Linked DNA regions of Homo sapiens: region 1 is linked to region 2. Evidence: read pairs that join two places in POLR2A ChIA-PET (ENCODE). Cell type or tissue: CD4-positive, alpha-beta T cell. All regions are shown on one strand. Each heading gives the region's core, and the rest is flanking DNA. Links, peaks and the distances in the headings are about the cores only. Region 1 holds the start of LOC105370624 (a long non-coding RNA gene). Region 2 overlaps CCDC88C (coiled-coil domain containing 88C).

What was found. ChIA-PET counts read pairs that join two places held together with the same protein. Peaks named below come from ENCODE experiments on the same cell type or tissue, not always from the same donor. Only the 100,000 strongest peaks of a DNase experiment are listed, where the experiment ranks them.
Region 1: POLR2A ChIA-PET joins it to region 2 with 33 read pairs; 16 of 35 experiments call an interaction of 5 or more read pairs at or near these places.

The regions. Positions count from the first base shown.
Region 1 is chr14:91,396,819-91,408,563 of GRCh38, reverse strand. The region is part of intron 3 of CCDC88C (coiled-coil domain containing 88C); the gene reads left to right. It overlaps LOC105370624 (a long non-coding RNA gene), which reads left to right and starts at 8,365. Exons shown (of 2, transcript XR_944148.3): 1 at 8,365-8,425. RefSeq lists enhancers at 7,551-8,180, 8,021-8,380, 8,741-8,800, 9,442-10,073, 10,167-10,236. In CD4-positive, alpha-beta T cell, for the core only: no CTCF peak of the experiment used is centred there; DNase peaks (open chromatin) are centred at 8,353, 8,573, 9,713, 10,913 and 1 weaker place; H3K4me3 peaks cover 5,019 bases; H3K27ac peaks cover 7,347 bases.
Region 2 is chr14:91,345,497-91,353,496 of GRCh38, reverse strand. The region is part of intron 4 of CCDC88C (coiled-coil domain containing 88C); the gene reads left to right. Among named protein-coding and RNA genes, the nearest start is that of CCDC88C, 68 kb to the left of the region's middle. RefSeq lists enhancers at 61-1,032, 2,559-2,608, 2,729-2,778, 4,156-4,235. In CD4-positive, alpha-beta T cell, for the core only: no CTCF peak of the experiment used is centred there; DNase peaks (open chromatin) are centred at 1,228, 2,376, 3,876, 4,356 and 1 weaker place; H3K4me3 peaks cover 2,558 bases; H3K27ac peaks cover 5,249 bases.

The sequences.
Region 1 (11,745 bases), core at 3,746-11,745, 51 kb before region 2:
TATGTTTAGGCCTCTACTTGTTGACAGTTGGTCTGCTTTCATGTGAACCCTTTGTTGGGGCATGTGTGAGGATGAGATGGTGCGTTGATTTCCTTTGTTTGGTGAATGTTCTTTGAGCTGTGTGTAGCATCGTGCTATATGCTGTGAAGGTCCCAGAGAGGAGCCTCAGTTTGCAGCCTCTGCCCCGAGAATGCAGTTGAGTGGGGACTGGCTGGAATGGGCTTCCTGAAGGTGACCCTGAGGTGGTTATCCGCAGCCCCTGGCTCAGTGGCTCTTTATACAGGAGCCATTCAAGGGTTGAGGGAGAGGAGGAACCACTGGAGGGTTATGAAGATGGGACCAAGAATGTGATTAACCCACCTCTAGCTGCAAGCAGGAGCACTGGGCTTAGGGAGCGTCTGTCTTTCAAGTGTTTACCGCATCTGATCTGTGTGGTCAATGGGACAGTCAAGCCAGCCTGATGGGGATTTGCTCTTTAATATCCCAGGCTGGGCGCGGTGGCTCACACCTGTAATCCCAGCACTTTGGGAGGCCGAGGCGGGTGGATCATGAGGTCAAGAGATCAAGACCATCCTGGCCAACGCGATGAAACCCCACCTCTACTAAAAATGCAAAAATTAGCTGGGCATGGTGCACGCCTGTAGTCCCAGCTACTCAGGAGGCTGAGGCAGGAGAATCGCTTGAACCTGGGAGGTGGAGGTTGCAGTGAGCCAAGGTCATGCCACTGTACTCTGTCCTGGTGACAGAGCACGACTCCATCTCAAAAACAAACAAAACTAAACCCAAAACCCATCCCAGCCTTGGGAAGGCCAGTTGAGTCTTTGATGGTGTTAGTGATCTCTGTGTGGCCAATACGGATGGAAATGGACTGAAACTGTGTACCTTGGAGCCCTGGTTTTCAAACCTTTTCTTAGCAGTGAAACGTTCCCCCCATATGATTTTTCTCGAGAACCCAGGTGAAGCCCAGTGCACTGTGCTCAGCTGTCTCCTCGGCCTCCAGGGCATCTGTCTGGGTTCCCGGGACTCCAGAGGACACAGATTGAGAACTGCTCAAGAACAACTGCCTCCCAGATTCACGCCAGCGTTTCACTAAACATGTGACCAGACTCCGCCTGGGACCTGTGCCTCGCACTTGGCTTCCTGGGCTGTAACTTAGTCTTGGTTCTGGGATTCGGGAGCATCTTTGGATGTTGTGAGGCCTCTGTTGACATGAGGAAGCCGTCTGGCCAGCCGTGACTCCCCTTCTGCCCTTGTGCAGTGGTTGCTGGTTCTGGGGTCTGCTGAGGGACTGCTGGGTGGGCTGCCAGGCAGAATGTGTGCTGTGGCATTGGGCTTTGTGCTGGGCCCAGTTCCTGTTGAGGGCTGTGGTTGCTTCTGTTTCAACATGAATTTGAAACTGAACGTGAGAGGGAGGGAGTGGACAATGGCCTGGGTTTTCTGAGATGGTTGTTTCCGTCCTCCTCCTGTTGGGTGGGGGGGGCTGGCGTAGTTTGCCTGTGTGGGCCAGTTCAGTGAGCCATCTGTGCTCAGTCCAGAGACCATTGGGAGAGGGGCACTATGGGCTCTCTGGACATTGCATCTGGGAAGCTTAGAACCAGCCCCATCCCTTTAGTTCCAGATGTCTGAGGTGGGGGCCGAGGGTCAGGGAGAGGCCTGGAGGGCTGGTGTGGGAGCCTGTGAGAGTTGGCTCTGGGGATTTGAAGGGGAGCCACACTCAGCATGGTGTATGCTATAGGCAGGGGCATTTCTGCTGGCGTCTCCCTCGCGACAGCCATGCACAGGGGCAGTGGGGTAAAGGCAATGGTGCTGTCAATGACCTGGGCATCTGTGATGAGGGCCTGGTGGCTGTGCCGGCTGCTCAGCAGATACGCAGGGCATGGGCCCTGTCTGCAGGTGCCATTCGTGACAGGCAAGTGCTTTCAGGACTCTGTGCTGAGTGCTAGGGGAAGCACATAGTGCTGAAAGTTCAAGAGGCAAGACCCCCTAACCCAGCCTGCGTGCGGGCAGTTGGGGAAGTCTTCTTGGAGGAGGTGATACCTGAGTGGAGTTTCAGTGGGCAACTGAGTTTCCAGTTTGGAGGGTCATGGGAGGGAATGGGCAGGGCTGGCCAGAGCCAGTGGTATAGCACTGGGCAGGTGTCTGCATCCCTGTCCTCCCTCCTCCTGCACTGTGAGCTCTTGGGTGAGCTTGGATTGATGAAGGTCTCAAATGGAGGTGAGGTTTCTGAAGGTCTTTGTGAGTAGCATGGGGCAGTGAGGCTCTTGCTGCAAGCTGTTTGGCCATAGAAATGCCATCCTCTGGCCCTGCCAGTCCAGGAGGACTTCTGCTGTTGGTGACCAGCCACTCTGAGGGTCCATCCAGCTCTGGGCCGGGCAAAATGGACTTGACACTCACTTGAGACTGTGTGGGTTTGAGAAGCAGTTTGCTGTTCTTGGGGTACTGTGCAGAGTTCCAGAAGATGGGAAGTGGCCACACAAAGTAAAAGATGGCCAGCCCACCCTCAGGGTCCAGAAGGACTTCCAGATGGAAAGAGGACCCTGCATCCCTGCTCTCCCTCCTTTTGTGCTGGGAGCTCTTGGAGGACTGGGCTGGTGTGCGCTGGCAGTCTCGGCCCAGCTCAGAGCAAATGGTCAGTCAGTGTATGCTGACAGTACTTGCTGCTGACCAGGGAGTGGTCACTGCGTCTCAGTCCTGCCCTCTTGAAGGAAGCTGACAGGACGCTTGTGTTCAGGGCTGACACATTCCATGTGGACGGTGTTCTGCTGTGTGTTTTTTTTCCTTCCAATTTATAACAAAATAAAGTTTTTGTTATATAGGTCATACTGTACGTGCTCTTTGTAAACAGCTTAGAAAACAGACAAGTAGCAAGAGAAAAGACCCACCCATCAGCCCAGCACCCAGAGACAATCGCCGTTAACGTTTGTAGTATTTCCTTTCAGTTCTTGAGTGAATAGTTTTTGTTTTATGCCATTGTGGTTGTTGCCATATATACAATTGCGTATCCTGCCTTTTTTCCCTCCCACCTAACATTATAGCACAAACATAACCGGTTATTATAGTAAAGGGGTATTCCAGAACATTTCCGTAAAGCTGCCGCCCGGCCTCTTCTTGGGAAAGTAGCCCCGAAGGTCCTGAGGGCTTGGAATGAAGTGGGACAAACCTTGTTCCTTACTCTGACTGGGGTGCTGCGTGGGCGGGCCTCCCTCTCACCTGTGGCTTTTTGGTAGACACATCAAGGTCGCGCATTCTGGCTCTGGGTTTTGTTTGCCAGGAGATGGCTCTGTGCCCCTAACTGTCCCCTTCTTCTCTGCGGCACACTGGAGCAGTGACAGTCTGGAAGGCCAGGCCTTTCCTAAAGAGCGTGGGCCGTGTCGCTAGGATGCTCAAGTTGACCTCTGAGAACCTGGGGAGGCAAAGGGTCCTTGACCTTTTCCTGAGCAGGGCATAGGTCAGCAAGTGGGTGGAAACCAGTGTGGCTGAGATCCTATCCCACCACCGGGGTCTAAGGCAGATTCTCCGCCTTCCTGGCTTACTGCATTGGACTCTTCTGGGATTGGGGCCCTGGAATCTGCATTTTCTTTTCTCTTTTTTTTTTTTTTGAGATGGAGTCTCGCTCTGTCGCCCAGCCTGGAGTGCAGTGGCGTGATCTCGGCTCACTGCAAGCTCTGCCTCCCGGGTTCATGCCATTCTCCTGCCTCAGCCTCCCGAGTAGCTGGGACTACAGGCACCTGCCACCACTCCTGGCTAATTTTTTTTGTATTTTTAGTAGAGACGGGTTTTCACCGTGTTAGCCAGGATGGTCTCGATCTCCTGACTTCATGATCCACCCGCCTCAGCCTCCCAAAGTGCTGGGATTACAGGCGTGAGCCACCGCGCCCAGCCAAGGAATCTGCACTTTCAAAAATTTCCCAGCTTCTTGAGTCTCACCATTCCAACAGGATTGAGAATCAGTGGGTGAGAGTGGTGGTTCTTCAAAGGATGGTCCCCAGATCTGCAGCCGCGCTGGGAGCTTGTTAGAGATGCAGATTGTTGGGCCTGCATGTAAGTTGGGAGTCTGTATTTTAACAGGCCCCCAGGTGATTCTGACGCACATGCCCATGGGAACCACTGGAACCAATGGGTTAGAACATTTCTGGTGATTTCTAGAAGAGTCACGTTGAGCTGAATCTCCTGGGTAGAAGGAGCTCAGTCCTCACCAGGTGACCCTTCTCCATCACATACACCAGATTCACGTCTCACCGCCCCAGGACAGGAAGGCAGGGTCTCAGACTGGAGGAGGGGAAGGAGAGGATGCGGTTACCAGAGGGAGCAGGGGGTGTTGAGGGGGTAGCTGAGAAGGGGCAGAGAAAGCCAGAGTAGGACAAAGCCTTGGAGAGAGAGCACCTGGGTCAGTCTCTGCATTTTGGAGAAGAAAAGGCTGGCCTGTCCAATGTGGGGACACCGGCTTTAGGACAGCACCCTCAAATGGGATATCTGCTGAGCAGCCTGGAGGACAGGCAAGGCTGGGCCAGAGCCCCACGCTGCCTCAGCCTGGCTGGCCAGGTTTACCCTGTGTCCTCCGATGCTTGTTTTACTCATTCAACAGCCAACCTCCTTTTCATCTGGCATTTTAAAAATTTAATTTAATTTTTTGAGATAGGGTCTCTCTCTGTCGCCCAGGCTAGAGTGCAGTGGTATAGTCTTAGCTCACTGCAACCTCCCCCTCCACTGGGCTCAGGCGATCCTCCTACCTCAGCCTCCCGAGTAGCTGGGACCACCAGTGGGCACCACCACGCCTGGCTACTTTTTGTATTTTTAGTAGAGACAGGGTTTCACTATGTTGGCCAGGCTGGTCTCAAACTTGGGAGCTCAAGCAGTCCTCCTGCCTTGGCCACCCAAAGTGCTGGGCTTATAGGCACGAGCCTGTAAGGCTCACGGCGTCTGGCCTGGCTTTTGTTAAAATTAAATTTTGGATTTATGTAATGGTTCACTTTTTTCATTAAGAGCCTTGAATGTTTACATTAAATGCAGATAGTGGAGTCAGGCTGAAAGTGAGGCTGTTCCAGCAGAAGTCCGCCCTGTGCAGCAGTGGCTGGCCTGTCTGTGCTCTGGGGTTGTGCCTGGCATCCCATCCCCATTCCCTGCCCTGGACACCTTCAGTCCGGCGCCTTGTCTGGAAAGGGCCTCATTGTCATGTGAAGTTTCTGAGGTTTCTTTGGCTTTGTATGGCGGGAAGCACTTCAGATGGTGGCCTGGATACATTCCCTGTGTGTTGTTGGAGACGTATGTCTTTGTCATCGAGTCCACACGTGGATATCTCATCCAGTGAGATCGGGACCCTTGGATGGATGTGGGGACTTACCCATTGGATTCACTCTGAAATGAGGAATTTGCTGTTTCTTCATGCGCCTCTCCTCGCCAGGTGCAGAGGCAGCAAGGCTGGGGTCCCGCCGTCTCTCTGGGCGGGCTGCTCTCCTTCTCTGAGCCTCCTGAGTGCCCTCCTTCAAGCAAAAGGGGGTGGGCCTGAAATGCTACAGTTGCATGGTGACCAGAAACTGCGAGATTTAGAGGAGATTTAGAGTTTACGATCAGCTCAAGGAAGTTTAGCTTTCTGGGTTCCTTGAGCTCGGCTCTCTGACTTCTGGCCTCTAGCATGGGCACAAGGCCAGAAGGTTCCTTATCTCAAGTGAAACAGCAGAATAAATACAGCCCGGGTGCCTTAGCTTCTCCCAGCCCTTTTCTTTTTCCTTTATTGTTTTGAAGAATTAAAAATAAAACAGTACAAGTGGTCATAACGAACACTCACATACCTGTCGTTCAAAATAAATATGAACATACGGTTCTATTTTTCCATATTTGCTTGAGACCTTTTCCTTTTTTAAGAAATAAAAATTTTCTCTTGAGATAGACGTTCCCAGCAGCCACTACTAAGCCCTGTTGTCCTCTCCCTTCCTGGGGTTAACACCTCTCATTAATTGGGTGGTATCTACTTAACACTTTTATCCGCTTGCTGTGTTTATGTGTGTGTGTTGTATATATATGCGTGTGTGCACACTATACACACTTGTGTACACACACACACAGCTTTGTGTGATCTTTCTTCGAGACTTCCATAAACGGCAGCACACTGCCTGTAACTTCTTCCTCTGCTCAGCCTTGTTTCTGAGATGTCAGCCTCTGTGGTAGTTGTATTAGATAAGCATGCTCTGTTTACTAAAAATTAGGATTATCTTTAAGAAATGTGGACATTTTGTTTGAAGAAGGAAAGTCTTTTAATTTGTGTTTTTTTGTTGTTGTTGTTGTTGCTGTTTGAGACAGTCTTGCTCGGTTTCCCAGGCCAAAGTGCAGTGGTATGATCATAGCTCACTGCAGTCTCAACCTCTCAGGCTCAAGCAGTTCTCCCACCTCAGCCTCCTGAGTAGCTGGGATCACAGGTGTGCGCCACCACGTCTGGCTACTTTTTTTTATTTTTAGTAGAAGCAAGGTCTCGCTAAGTTGACCAGGCTGGTCTCAAACTCCTGGGCTCAAGCAATCCTCCCGCCTCACCCTCTCAAAGTGCTGGGATTACAGGCATGATCCACCATGGAAAATCTTTTGTCAAAAGCGAGAATAGAAGGAAATGTCCATTTGACATTGTTGGTGGAAAGAACACGTTAAACTTGTGGCTGTGTTTCATTTGTGTGGTCTAGAGGGTTTAGTCCACTTAACTGCTTTGATGGGCAGGGACAGGATTCAAGGGAACTTAGAGTCCACTCAGGCAATGGCTACTGGTACAAGAGGCATTTGCTTTAGGAGTAATAATACGTTGTACAGAATTTGCAGAGGAGACATTAGTTTCTCCACTTTTGACTTCAAAGGTTAAAGAGGAGGGCCACATTTTTTATTTTGTAGCTCATGTCCACATTGTGAGGAAATTAAAAATAACATTTTTGATTATAAAAATATTTTCTGGCCAGGTGCGGTGGCTCACGCCTGTAATCCCAGCACTTTGGGAGGCCAAGGCAGACGGATCATGAGGTCAGGAGATAGAGACCATCCTGGCTAACATGGTGAAACCCTGTCTCTACTAAAAATACAAAAAAATTAGCCTGGTGTGGTGGTGGGCGACTGTAGTCCCAGCTACTCAGGAGGTTGAGGCAGGAGAATGGCGTGATCCTGGGAGGCAGAGGTTGCGGTGAGCCAAGATCGTGCCGCTACACTCCAGCCTGCGCGACAGAGTAAGGCTCCGTCTCAAAAAATATATATATATATAATATATGTAATATATAATAAATATATACATTATAATATATAATGTATATAATATATAATATATATAATGTATATATTATATAATATATAATATATAAATATATATATTCTTACTATGGATTAGGAAGTAGAAAGAAACTTAAGTTCACCTGTTATCTCAACACCTAGGTATACCACTGCCAGCATTTTGGTACTTGTGCTTGCTTTGTGTGTGTGTGTTTCTAAAGTGTGGCTCGTATCATTATACTGTTTGTAACCTGCCTTTTTTTCATTTACCAGGCAGTGAGAAAGCTTTTCCCTGCCATTAAATACTCTTTCATAATATGAATTTTGGTGTCTGTGTAACATTTTATCGTGTGGGTGTAACTACTATCATTGTCTCAGAATTATAAACCATACCACTGTGAACATACTTGGTACATAAGTCATTCAACAAATGTTCTTATTTCCTTAGCAGGGAGTTCCTAGGTCAAAGGACATGAATACTTTGAGAATTTTTGCTACTTACTGCCAAAATAGCCTTATTTATAGGTTTTTTCCTTTTTCTTTGGTCAGTTACCCATTTGTGTTCTTCACCCTTTGTGATTGTGTTGGTTAAAATGCAGCTATTTTAACAAATTGCTATTGCATGCTGAAGATTCTCGAGTCCCTGCCAGGCGGTGAGGTCCTGAGGTTGTGTTTGCAATGTCTGGGTGGACTTCGTTTTTGTTGGAGGATCTTGAGTGCCTTTTGGGGATCTCTCCAGCAGGACTGCCTGAGGGAATCGTAGTGGGGTTAGAGAACAAGGCAGCCATTAGGGGCAGGGCCTGGCTGTGGCCGGGAGTCCAGCTCTGGCCTGGGCTCTGTCCCCATGTCGGCAGCGGGAGCTTTTGTGGACCCAACCATCCGGAGGTCACAGTCAGCTTCCATGTGAAGGTTTGCAGTCCGTTCAGAATTCAAGAGCGAACCCTCCAGACTGCTGGGAGATGTGCCTGAGGAGGGCAATGGTCTGCGGGGGGTCCCCCGTCCTCCTCCCGATCCCCATTCCCTAGCTAGAGCTTGTATAATAGAAGAAGGAAATGCAGGATGTGGAAGCTCTGGTGGCCCCCAGGTGGGTGGGACTTGACAGGTTACCGGCTCTTCCTCTTTCTGTTTCTCTTTCTTGTCCTCTCCATGCCCGAGATGCTCACGTTTTGTGGGGTGGGAGAGTGGCCAGGTAAATCAGCTGCAATAACACCTGTGTACGCAGGACATGGGATATGGCCAGACACAGGCCTGGGGAGCAGGGATCCTGGAGAGCTTTCTCGGGGGAAATGTCTGCCTGCGGCTGGTGGGGTTGACTGGCAGGGAAGGGGTGTCCTCTGGGGAAGAGCGGCACCTGCAGAGCTTTGGAGACATAAAGCAGCCTGAAGGTTGGGGCGTCTCTTGCGGGTATGGGGGTGAGGCTCCAGGCTGTGCTTAGGTGCTTAGGGATCTCAACTACTTCTTCTTCTTCTTCTTTTTTTTTTTTTTTTTTGAGAGGGAGTCTCACTCTGTCGCCCAGGCTGGAGTGCAGTGGCGCGATCTCGGCTCACTGCAACCTCTGCCTCCTGGGTTCACATGATTCTCCTGCCTCAGCCTCCTGAGTAGCTGGGATTACAGGCACCTGCCATCATGCCTGGCACATTTTTTGTATTTTTAGTAGAGACGGGGTTTCACCGTGTTGGCCAGGCTGGTCTTGAACTCCTGACCTCAGATGATCCACCTGCCTCGGCCTCCCAAAGTGCTGGGATTACAGGCGTGAGCCACTGAGCCTGGCCTAGGAACCTGAACTTCTAAAAGAGAGAGCTTAGGAAAGAAAACTCCTGCTCCCATTTGGAGAATGCACAGGTGTTGGGAGGGGTTGGCAGGTGGCAGGGCCCTGGACTGTGGCCACGGCAGCAGAGAGAAGGACGAGCTCTAGGAGACTCTATGGGGATCCAGCCCAGATGTGGGAATCCAGGGCTGAGGGGTCCGTGGGTTCCTGGTGTGACTTGGGGTTGGGGCGTTGGTGCTGTTCTCTGGGTGGGCCTGGGGCTCTGGGTGAGGAGAAGTGGGCTTAGTGGGGAGCAAGCCAGCTTGGTGTCACTGGTGTCGGTCAGGTGGATCTGAGCGTTCCTGGCTGGGAATGCAGATGGGAGCCATGGGGAGGTTGGCTCAAGAGTCACAAGCAGGCATGGAGAATGAGAACTGCCCATGGCCAAGGAGGTGGGAGCAGGCCCCAGGGTTAGGGCTGGGCAGAGCACATGGGACTCCCCAAGATGACAGTGAGGAGTCCCCCAAGTGGGAGGACCAGAGGGAGAGTGGTCCGCAGAGAGGAGAACCCCTGAGGAGAGAGGGCACCAGCACACAGGGCTGCCCGAGGCCCAGGAGACCACTCAGCTGTGGGCGGCTCAGTGCCCACCTGGAGCAAGCACCCTAGAGGAGCAGGAACAGCCGTCTGGGCCGAGGAAAGCCATGCTCTGCAGCAGACCTGTGCGCCCCCAGGGCTGCAGGCTGCTGGCAGTAGCTTCCTGATCAGCCAGACAAGAGGGCTGCAGCTCTCAGGGCCACTAGAATCACCCTTTCCACACTTAACAAAAGGCCTGCACTCCCAGCCTGTGGTGCTCCCTGTCCTGCTGGCTCCTGCTGCTTGTATTTCTTTCAATTATTTATTTTACCTTTTTATTTATTTATTTTTGAGACAGGGTCTCACTCTGTCACCCATGCTGGAGTGCAGTGGCGCGATCATAGCTCATTGTAACCTCAAACTCCTGGGCTCAAGCAATCCTCCAGCCTCAATCTACCAAGTAGCTGGGACTACAGGTGTGCACCACCATGCCCAGCTAATTATTTTTGTATTTTTTGTAGAGATGGGGTCTCACTGTGTTGGCCAGGCTACTCAAACTCCTGGGCTCAAGCGATCCTCCTGCCTTGGCCTCCCAAGGTGTTGGGGTTACAGGCGTGAGCCACCATGCCAGCCAGTGTTGGTGTTACAAGCTCAGTGGTTCAACTGTTGGCCAGGGGTGAAGCAAACGGGCTGAGGACCTGGTGGTGTGCTGAACGCCCAAACCTCTTGGGAGGCAGATTTGGTTTCTGTAAGCTGTTAGAGTGCCAGTTGGACTTGTTTTCCTTTCTTTTCTCTCCTTTTTGTTGTCAGAAGAAATGCTGTCCAGGCATATCAGATAGCAGCGAGGAACTGTGGGACTCAGATCTGTGCCCAAATCAAAAGGCTGAGAGATGAATGGGAGGGAGCTTAACCTTTACTGAGTGCCCATGCTGGGGGCTTTAGAGCCTCGTCATTTTTCACTGTTACTTCGGTATTATAAAGAAGAAATTACTGTCTCCATTCGATAGATTAGGAAACCAAGGCTCATGGAGCAAGATCAGGAAACAGCCCCGGAAAGCTGCAAGTTTTCTTCATCATCAGCTGCTTGGAGAAGCTTCTTTCTAAAAGCCAGGCTTTCTAGAATCATGTAGGGAGGTAACTTGCTGCAGGTGGACGTGCTGTCCTGTAAAGGCTGGCAGGGCCAGTCAGGATCTGCACCCGCAGTGGGGTGGGGGTGCTGCGTGTGGTGTGCCCCCCAGCTGGGAGTGTGGGCTCCCGTGATAACCCGGCTTCACACCAGCCTGGAGCCCAGAGGAAGGGACCGGGTTGCTTCAGGCACCTCTGAAACTTCCGGGGTTGGGCGGAGGGTGGAACAGGGAGCAGCTGGCCTCAGACTTCACCCCTCACCCCAGAGCGGCAGGAAGCAGAGATTCAGGGTTAATTGCAGGTGTTGCAGAGGGCGAAAGGTGGGTTTGATGTAATTAGCAGAGTTGGAGTTCAGCCAGGGCAAGGAGATGGAGAGAATGTGTGTGTGTGAGTATGAGTGTGAGAGTGTGTGAGTGTGAGAGTGTGTGTGAGTGTGTGTGTGTACACAGTCTTTCTGTTCTCTGAGGCTTCCTTCTCTAGGACTTGAGTCAAGACCTTGATTTGCTGGGGCTTTTCTCCTGTTTCAGGAGCGGCCATCATTTCCTCAGCCTTTGCGGGAAGGAGGTTTGGCTCAGGAGTCTTGCTTTCACTCCTGGTGTTGGGGATGCCACCCAGGCCCCTGTGGCTGTCCCCTTGCCTGGGCCTGTTGGGCACAGCACCGAGCCCAGATGCTCAGAACATGCAGCCTCACAGGGTCTGCTTGGAGACCTGCCCACCTCTGGACATTGACACATCGGGACTTCCCCCAGGCCCCTCTCCCTCCCCTATTGGTGTTTGTTCCAGAATCATGTTTCTGATACAGGTTATCTTACCATGTCAAGTATTGATTTTTTCACCGTTTGCTCAAGTTTTTTTCTTTCTTTCTTTTTTTTTTGGTGACAGGGTCTTGCTCTGTGTAGCCCAGGCTGGAGTGCAGTGGTGCGATCACGGCTTACTGCAGCCTCGACCTTGACCTGCCAGGCTCAAGCAATCCTCCTGCCTCAGCCCCCCGAGTAGCTGGGACTACCAGCATGCACCACCACTTCTGGCTAATTTATGTTTCTGATTTTTTGTAGAGACAGAGT
Region 2 (8,000 bases), core at 1-8,000:
CTTTAGCTCCCCTCTGCTGGTGAGATGAACAGGCCGCCTCTGCTCAGGAAGCCCCCAGTCTGGGTTGAGGCAGGAAGGGAAGACAGAGTCCTGCGACATTTATTCTAGGACAGAAGATGGTGCAAGAATGTGCTTCACAGCCAGTGCAAGGGGGCTGATGAGTTCTGCTTGGGCAGGCCAGGAAGGCTTCCTGGAGGAGGCAATATCTGGGCAAGCCACGGACAGAGAAAGCGAGGAAAGGTGTTCTAGGTGGAACGAGCTCAGGGGAGTGCAAGTTGCTGGAAGTCTCATGAGGATCAGCAAGCCTGGGGCAAGGAGGAGGCCTTCTGTGACAGCTGAGGTTTAGGATTCATGGGCCAGAGGAAACAGACCTCCTGAAACTCCTTGGAATTTAATATTTAACCCTCTCAGTATTGATTTGCTCTCCTGCCAGTGTGTCCTTGGAGTGCTTTTCAGATCCCATGGAAACCTCTCTCTCGTAGCCCACACGGCACAGCCCTGCCTTCCTTCGGGGGCCCCGGGGAACTTGTGAGGGCTGGGTGTGCCCCAGGCTTACTGACCTCCATCCTGGCAACCCAGGCACAGGCTCAGAGTCCGGCTTGTGAGGAACAGTCCTCCTGCTGCAGAGATGGTGCTTTTAAAAATCAAAAGCCCTGTCTTCCTGGCCCTGCGGCCCTCCCAGTCCTGCCCCTGGCTCCATGCCTGCTCACCGTGTGGTGTGGAGGCTGAGGGTCGGCCACTCAGGCTTCATGAGCCATTCTTGTGTTCTTTTCCCCTACCCCTGTTGTTTTTATTTTATTTCTCCTGGCCATAATTCTCTAATCCTGTGTATAAGTGTATATGTGTGTGTGTATATATATATAATTTTCATATTTGCAAAACGTTTTGGGCGTTTGAATGGGAGGGAAGAAATAAGAAAAAGCTAATCTTGCAGGCATTTTGATTGTTCTAAAATTTCCTCTTTCATCCTTGAGAGAGAAGGTTCAGAAAAGCAACCAAATGCTGTTTTAAACTACCCCGTTTCTATCCTGCTTCTTTGCTTCTGTGCTGCTTGTTGGATCCGGAAATGAGGGCTCCAGTCCACGTGCGGTGCTGGGGCACTTAAGCCAGGAGCCGAGGCTTTCCTTTCCTAGGAAGGTGCAGAGTTTGGCTGACACCAAGCCCAGCCGAGCGTCACAGTGCGGCCCACACGCCGGCCTCCAAGCACCCGCGGATCTGCCTGGAGACCAGACTTTGTTAGTAAACTTCCTAGCGATGGCCCAGGCACACAGAGAACGCCGCTGGCTGCAACAGCCACACCATGGCTTCCAGCAGCCCTACTCTCTGTGGCCACCGCCGTCTGCGGAGGAGGGAAGAGATGCTATTTGTCAAAGGTCTTTATGTTTGAGTTTTCCACGTGGTGGTTGGGAGGGACCCTTTCCCAGAGCGTCCCCTGCCTGCCCTAGCTCCTCGCCCCTTCCCAGGGCAAACTTGAGTCTCAAGCTGCAGGCTTGTGGCTGATTCTGCTTTTCTGGTCTTCAGTTGTTTGGTGCTGGGAAATGAATTCGCTCTCAGCTTCTGCAGGCGTGGCAGGCAGGTGGGGTAGGAGGTCATTTTTGGGGTGAGGGTGCTCCGAGGGGCTGATATTTCAAAGTGTTCTACATGACCTGGGGGTAGCTGTCGTCTGTTGTGCGTGGTGGTGCTGGGGTATCTGTGGGGGTGGGACTGACTTGACATGGGCAGCAGAGAGACACTAGAGTAAAGGGCCACTAGTCAGAGTGCCCCCGGGAGGCTCCTGCACCATTCCACACAGGCATGCAGCTTAGCGCCTGCCAGAGTCCACGTTTGATAAATATGTGTGCCTGGTTATGTTAATGCCGGGGGGTGGGGGCACGTGGTGACATGAGGATTCCACAGGGGCCGCTCCCCAGAATGTGAGCCCGTGCGTAGAGGTGCCTGCCTCCTTCCCCATGGGTGGGGACACATATGATGGAGCATCCCCATGTGCCCACCCACGGGGAACTCTCCACCTTGAGTATTCCTCGGCAGTGCCTAGGAAGTACCCCAACTGTTAAAATAATAATAAACAGCTCTTCTCGTTGTAAGCTGAGCCCTCAGGAGGGCCCTCAGAGCCGTGCCCATGTGAGTGAGTGTTGGGGTGTGCCCGTGTACTGAGGAGAGACAACAGGGTCGTGTTCAGTGCACTGCTGTTTTCAAATCACTGTGACAGCCTCGTGAGCATCCTTATGAAATAACTGGTTTTTAAGTACAAAACCAGGGAAAGCAGTTAGTGGTTCACACCAGCATGTAAGCCAGAAGAGAAGAGAATGTAGAATAAGTAAGCACACATACGTGCCGTAGAAGAGAGAAACTGAAACTGCTCTCTTTGCGGTTCTAACCCAGGTACTTGATGCTAACAGTTAACCTCACTCAGTCAGCAAACGCTGGTTAAACAACCTGCGTGGGACCACCGGGATCAGAAGCGAAACCACATAGCTCCCTGCTTTGGAAGGAAACATAAATAAGTTAGGAGATGGTAGGTAGTGGTGGACCCGGGGACAGATCTTAGTTCTGTGACTCAGCCTTTCTGAGCTGCATCCTTCTATTTCTGAGATGGAGTCATCATGCCGTCCTCGGGGGATTGCTTTTAGAATTAAGTCACATGGTAGCATGCCGTATATTAAGGTGCAGTAATGGTGGTCTGTAGGAGGGAAGGGCAGAATTACTCTATGGAATATGGTCAGTCCTTCCAGGTTGTGAGGGTTAAACCCTGAGCCTGGCTGGTCATTTGCAGGTCCTGGGCCTCTGTGGTTGTGGGGAGCTGAGTTAGCAAGACAGAGGAATCAGTTTCACTGCTTTATCTCTGACCCCTGTTCGTCTGTGGAGAGACATCACTGTGCCTTTGACCCCAGCAAGGGCAGAGAGTGTGCAGTTTGGGGCAGGAAGGGAAAGGGATGCTTGCCTGCCATTGCTTAAATCCCCAGCTTCACACCTCAGTCATTGTTTATACACAACAAGAATTAGTTCCTGTATCCAGAAATCAGAAAGTGTCTTCTGTCTGGGCATGGTGGCTCACACCTGTAATCCCGGCACTTTGGGAGGCCAAGACGGATGAATCACTTGAGGTCAGGAGCTCAAGACCAGCCTGGCCAACATGGTGAAACCCTGTCTCTACTAAAAAATACAAAAATTAGCCAGGCGTGGTGGTGGGTGCCTGTAGTCCCAGCTACTTGGGAGGCCGAGGCAGGAGAATCTCTTGAACCCGGGAGGCGGAGTTTGCAGTGAGCCGAAATTGTGCCACTGCACTCCAACCTGGGTGACAGAGTGAGACTCTGTCTCCAAAAAAAAAAAAAAGTGTCTTCTGAACATGTGCATGACTACAGCTTAAAGAACCAGAGTGGAGTCAAAAAGGACTATACACATTATGTACCAGTCATGGAAGGAAGATAGGTTTTGTTCCATGTGTTAACTTCCATTAACTGGTAGTCTGTGGAGGGCTGTGTTCAGAAGGATTCTGAGGCCTAGTTCCACCCTAAGTCAGAAAGTGCTGTGATTGACTAATCATGTCTGCCATGGACTCAGAGTTAGCAAGTCGGGGAATTTTCAAACCTTGATATAATGCACATTTTAGAGGATGGTGTATTTTAATTGTGCAACTACTTTTCTATCCTCACCTCTGCCCTTAGAAACGTGTGCTATCAGGCAGTTTCCCTTTTGTTTTGGAAGCTTATGACTGTTAACGTCTGCAGCTTTCTATATAGCTTATGTTGGCCTGCCTGCATTGCATTTCTGCTAAGAAAGGCTGGGGTGAATTTCTTTGTGTCAAGACTCCAGGAAGCAGGTAGTAAGGTAAGGTTTTTCTTAGACTCAGCTATTGACTCAGGCCGTCCTGGGATTCCCCCAGGGGTTCTCCTATTCTCAACAGAGTGTAGTTGTGTTAAGTGTGGAGTGTGTCCGGTCTGATGTTTCTCGATCCCCGCCCGCAGTGGTTGCTTGTGACTTTTTTGGTGTAGAAATTCACGTCGTTTTATAACCTGCCCCCGTTTCTCCCTCTGAACAGCAGCTCGAGTAAGTGTAACCATAAAGCACTTATACTTTGACAAGCAGCGTGCTCTCTTACCTCTTGGCCTTCGCATGTGCTGTTCCCTGGGCCTGGAAAGCCCACACTTGCCTACCCGATAAGTCTGTCTCCTCCTTATCTGTGGAACTCAGCTCAAAGGTTATTCCCTTTAGAGTCCTTGCCCTGGGCCTTGCTGCAAATTAGAAGTTCCTTTCCCGGGTTCCCATAGCATTTATCAGCTTTCTGATTGCTGGTTTGGCTCCCAGCACATAGTAGGTACTTGGCAGGGAGCTGTCTGTAGGTTTGTTTGATCTTGGCCTGCTTGACTGTGTCACTGAGCCAGTCTTACTGGCAAGGACCCAGGAGGGAATCTTCTGCTGTGTTTTGAAACTATTCAAAACCCACAATCTGGTAGATTTATGGAAATAGCGGTTTTTCTTATGACTGAAATCCTGAAAGAAATTGGGCATCGGCTTCTCATGAGAAATGAGGAAACTTCTGCTTCCCGCCCTGGGCGCTTTTTAAAAAAAAATTTTGTAGGAATCTGTAGGGGTGGGGATCACAGGATGTTTTTGTTAATAAGCAAATGTTTCTATTCACTCAGCCTGGTGAGAGCAAGCATCACTCTGCTTCATTTGAATGAGGGCAGAGGTGAATTTCTTAGTAACCTGTTCATCACCAAAGAGTTTATTTTTTTCATGAATATTTTTCTAAACTTAATTCTCTACCTTTAAAGCCTTTTTCCCTCCTGTTACAAACCTTAGCAAACAGGAATCCATACTCTTCTAACCTGTGCTGTGGGTCAGATTGTTTTCTTGATGTCTAATGGGTGTTGGGATGAATGAGGGAATGAATGAACTCAGGGTTGTCATTGTGTGTGATTGCAGGGTGCTGAGAGAGTAGAACCGTTTGCTCTGTCACCAAACAGCCTCGGAGTGTTGTTTGTTTTTGTGGTGTTTTTTGTTTATTTGTTTGTTTTGGAGACAGGGTCTTGCTCTGTCGCCCAGGCTACAGTGCAGTGGCACAATCAAAGCTCACTGCAGCTTCACCCTCCCAGGCTCAGGCGATCCTCCTACCTCAGCCTCCCAAATAGTGCACCACCAGGCCAGGCTAATTTTTTTTTTTTTTTTTTTTTAATAGAGATAGGGTCTTGGCTGGGCGCAGTGGCTCACACCTGTAATCCCAGCACTTTGGGAGGCCAAGGCAAGCAGATCACTTGAGGTCAGGAGTTTGAGACAAGCCTGGCCAACATGGTGAAACCCCATCTCTAATGAAAATACAAAAATTGGCTGGGCATGGTGGTGTGCGCCTGTAATCCCAGCTACTCGGGAGGCTGAGGCAGGAGAATCGCTTGAACCCAGGAGGCAGAGGTTGCAGTGAGCTGAGCTTGCACCACTGCACTCTAGCCTGGGTGACAGAGCGAGACTCCATCTCAAAAACTCACCATTTTTTATGGCTGCATAGTATTCCATGGTGTATATGTGCCACATTTTCTTTATCCAGTCTATGGTTGTTGGACATTTAGGTTGGTTCCAAGTCTTTGCTATTGTGAATAGTGCCACTATAAACGTACGTGTGCATGTGTCTTTATAGCAGCATGATTTATAATCCTTTGGGTATATACCCAGTAATGGGATGGCTGGGTCAAATGGTATTTCTAGTTCTAGATCCCTGAGGAATCGCCACACTGACTTCCACAAGGGTTGAACTGGTTTACAGTCCCACCAACAGTGTAAAAGTGTTCCTGTTTCTCCACATCCTCTCCAGCACCTGTTGTTTCCTGACTTTTTAATGATCGCCATTCTAACTGGTGTGAGATGGTATCTCATTGTGGTTTTGATTTGCATTTCTCTGATGGCCAGTGATGGTGAGCATTTTTTCATGTGTTTTTTGGCTGCATAAATGTCTTCTTTTGAGAAGTGTCTGTTCATGTCCTTCACCCACTTTTTGATGGGGTTGTTTGTTTTTTTCTTGTAAATTTGTTTGAGTTCACCCGGCCTCAGAGTGTAGTTTTGAGCCCTCTAGTGTGTGTGCAAGGTTTCTGGTCTCTTCCTTGCTCTCAGAACACCATCAGTGAGCCTCTCTAGCACTTTCCTCCCTTTTAATTTGCTGTTGTAATGTGCTTTGGGCTGGGGAAATGGATCACCAGAGTTGTCCAAATGATTCTACAGTGTGATGTAATTAGTTTATTTGGGGACTTTGCTGCGAATAGAGTACATAAAGATTTTCTGTGCAAACCCTGACTTCTGTTTGGGCTGATCTCAGGCCCTTAAGTGCTTTCTTAGTGTTTCAGCTCCTGTGGTGGGTACAGTACCAGGTGAGTGGCCTTTCAAAAAGTGAGTCTCATTGTAGGAAGACAAGCCAGTGACGGCTGGGAAGGGTCTGTGCCTCTTATATCCAGCATGGGCATGTGATGAGCACTTGCCAGTGATCTGTGGGCCGACAAAAGGGAAAGGGGGAGGTGGGTGACTTGGGCTGAGCCGGCAAGCACTGTCAGAAAGACTGATTGGAGGCTTTGTTAACACTCATGTGGGCATTCCCTTTTCTCTCTCTTTTTTTGAGACAGAGTCTTCCTTTGTCGCCAAGGCTGGAGTGCAGTGGAGCAATTTCAGCTCACTGCAACCTCCGCCTCCTGGGTTCAAGTGATTCTCCTGCCTCAACCTCCCAAGCAGCTGGGATTACAGACGCGTGCCACCACGCCCAGCTAATTTTTGTACCTTTGGTAGAGTCGAGGTTTCACCATGTTGGCCAGGCTGGTTTCGAACTCCTGACCTCACCTCCCACCTTGGCCTCCCAAAGTGCTAGGATTACAGGCATGAGCCACTGTGCCCAGCCCCTTTTCTCTTTATCGAAACTAAAATTAAGTGGCTGATGAATAGCTCCACGTTAATAGGGAAGTGAGTCACTGTGGTGATATTTATTCTATGGATTAGAGTATCTTGGGCCAAATAAAAGATCTCAAGTAAAAAAAAAAAATCCTAAGATTTTGAGAATTTTTCCATTTCAAATATTGATGAATTTCTACACTTACTAGCAGGAGAAGGATTTAACCTTAGAAGATTGCTTTGCAACGCTGAGCCTTATTCTCAGGTGTGTCCTCCAGAGCAGGAAAGTGGCCTTAGACCCTGTGGTCCAACCCACCAGTCTCTCCCTGCCCTGCCTTCAGGCTGGGGGGCGGGGTGTGTTTCTGGTTCAGTGAACCCCCAGTTCCCAGTTCTGAGGCTTGACAATGATGTCATTATCTCAAGGAAAGCCAATTTTAGCTATTTCTCAGTTGAGGGGTCTTAGGAGGAGGTCGCATATTCATTCACTACTTATACCCAGGGATCTGAAATGAACCGCAGCATTGGTTCTCAGGACGGCGGTTTGGTTTTTTCATCCCGGCAGTCTTTGACACTTTGGGACACTGTAGCCCAGTGTGTGAGTTGGTTAAGTCTTTTAAGAGAAGAAAGCTATTTCTGGCATGTCCTTTCTTCCTCAATACAATAGGATATAACGAAAAAGAACACATAGATTTTTTTTTTTTTGAACCTGAAAGGGAACCCTGCACATTACCCAGGCCATTTTATAGATGTGGAAACTGAGGCTTGGAGACAGAGTATGGCTTGTCTGGGACACACAGTTCCTGGGTGACCAAGCCCATCGTCTAGGCGCAGGTGTTCTGCTGCTGTTTAAGTGTTTGAGATAGATAAACAGGTGAAGATGCATTCAGCCCCAAGCACAATCAAAGAGACACAGCTCAGAATGACGAAACAGGATTTTTGGCCTGATTGACAAAGTTGGGAAAGTGGTGAGGTAAATGTTGATCAAGGGTAGGAAAATGGGAATCACCACACATTTCCCAGGGTGAAATGGCAGAGCCTGTCTGCAGGGCAGTTTGTCAATATGAAAAGCTTAAAAAGGGAATGCATAAAGAATTAGCTACCATGATATTCTTTATAACATTGTTTAGATTGAAATA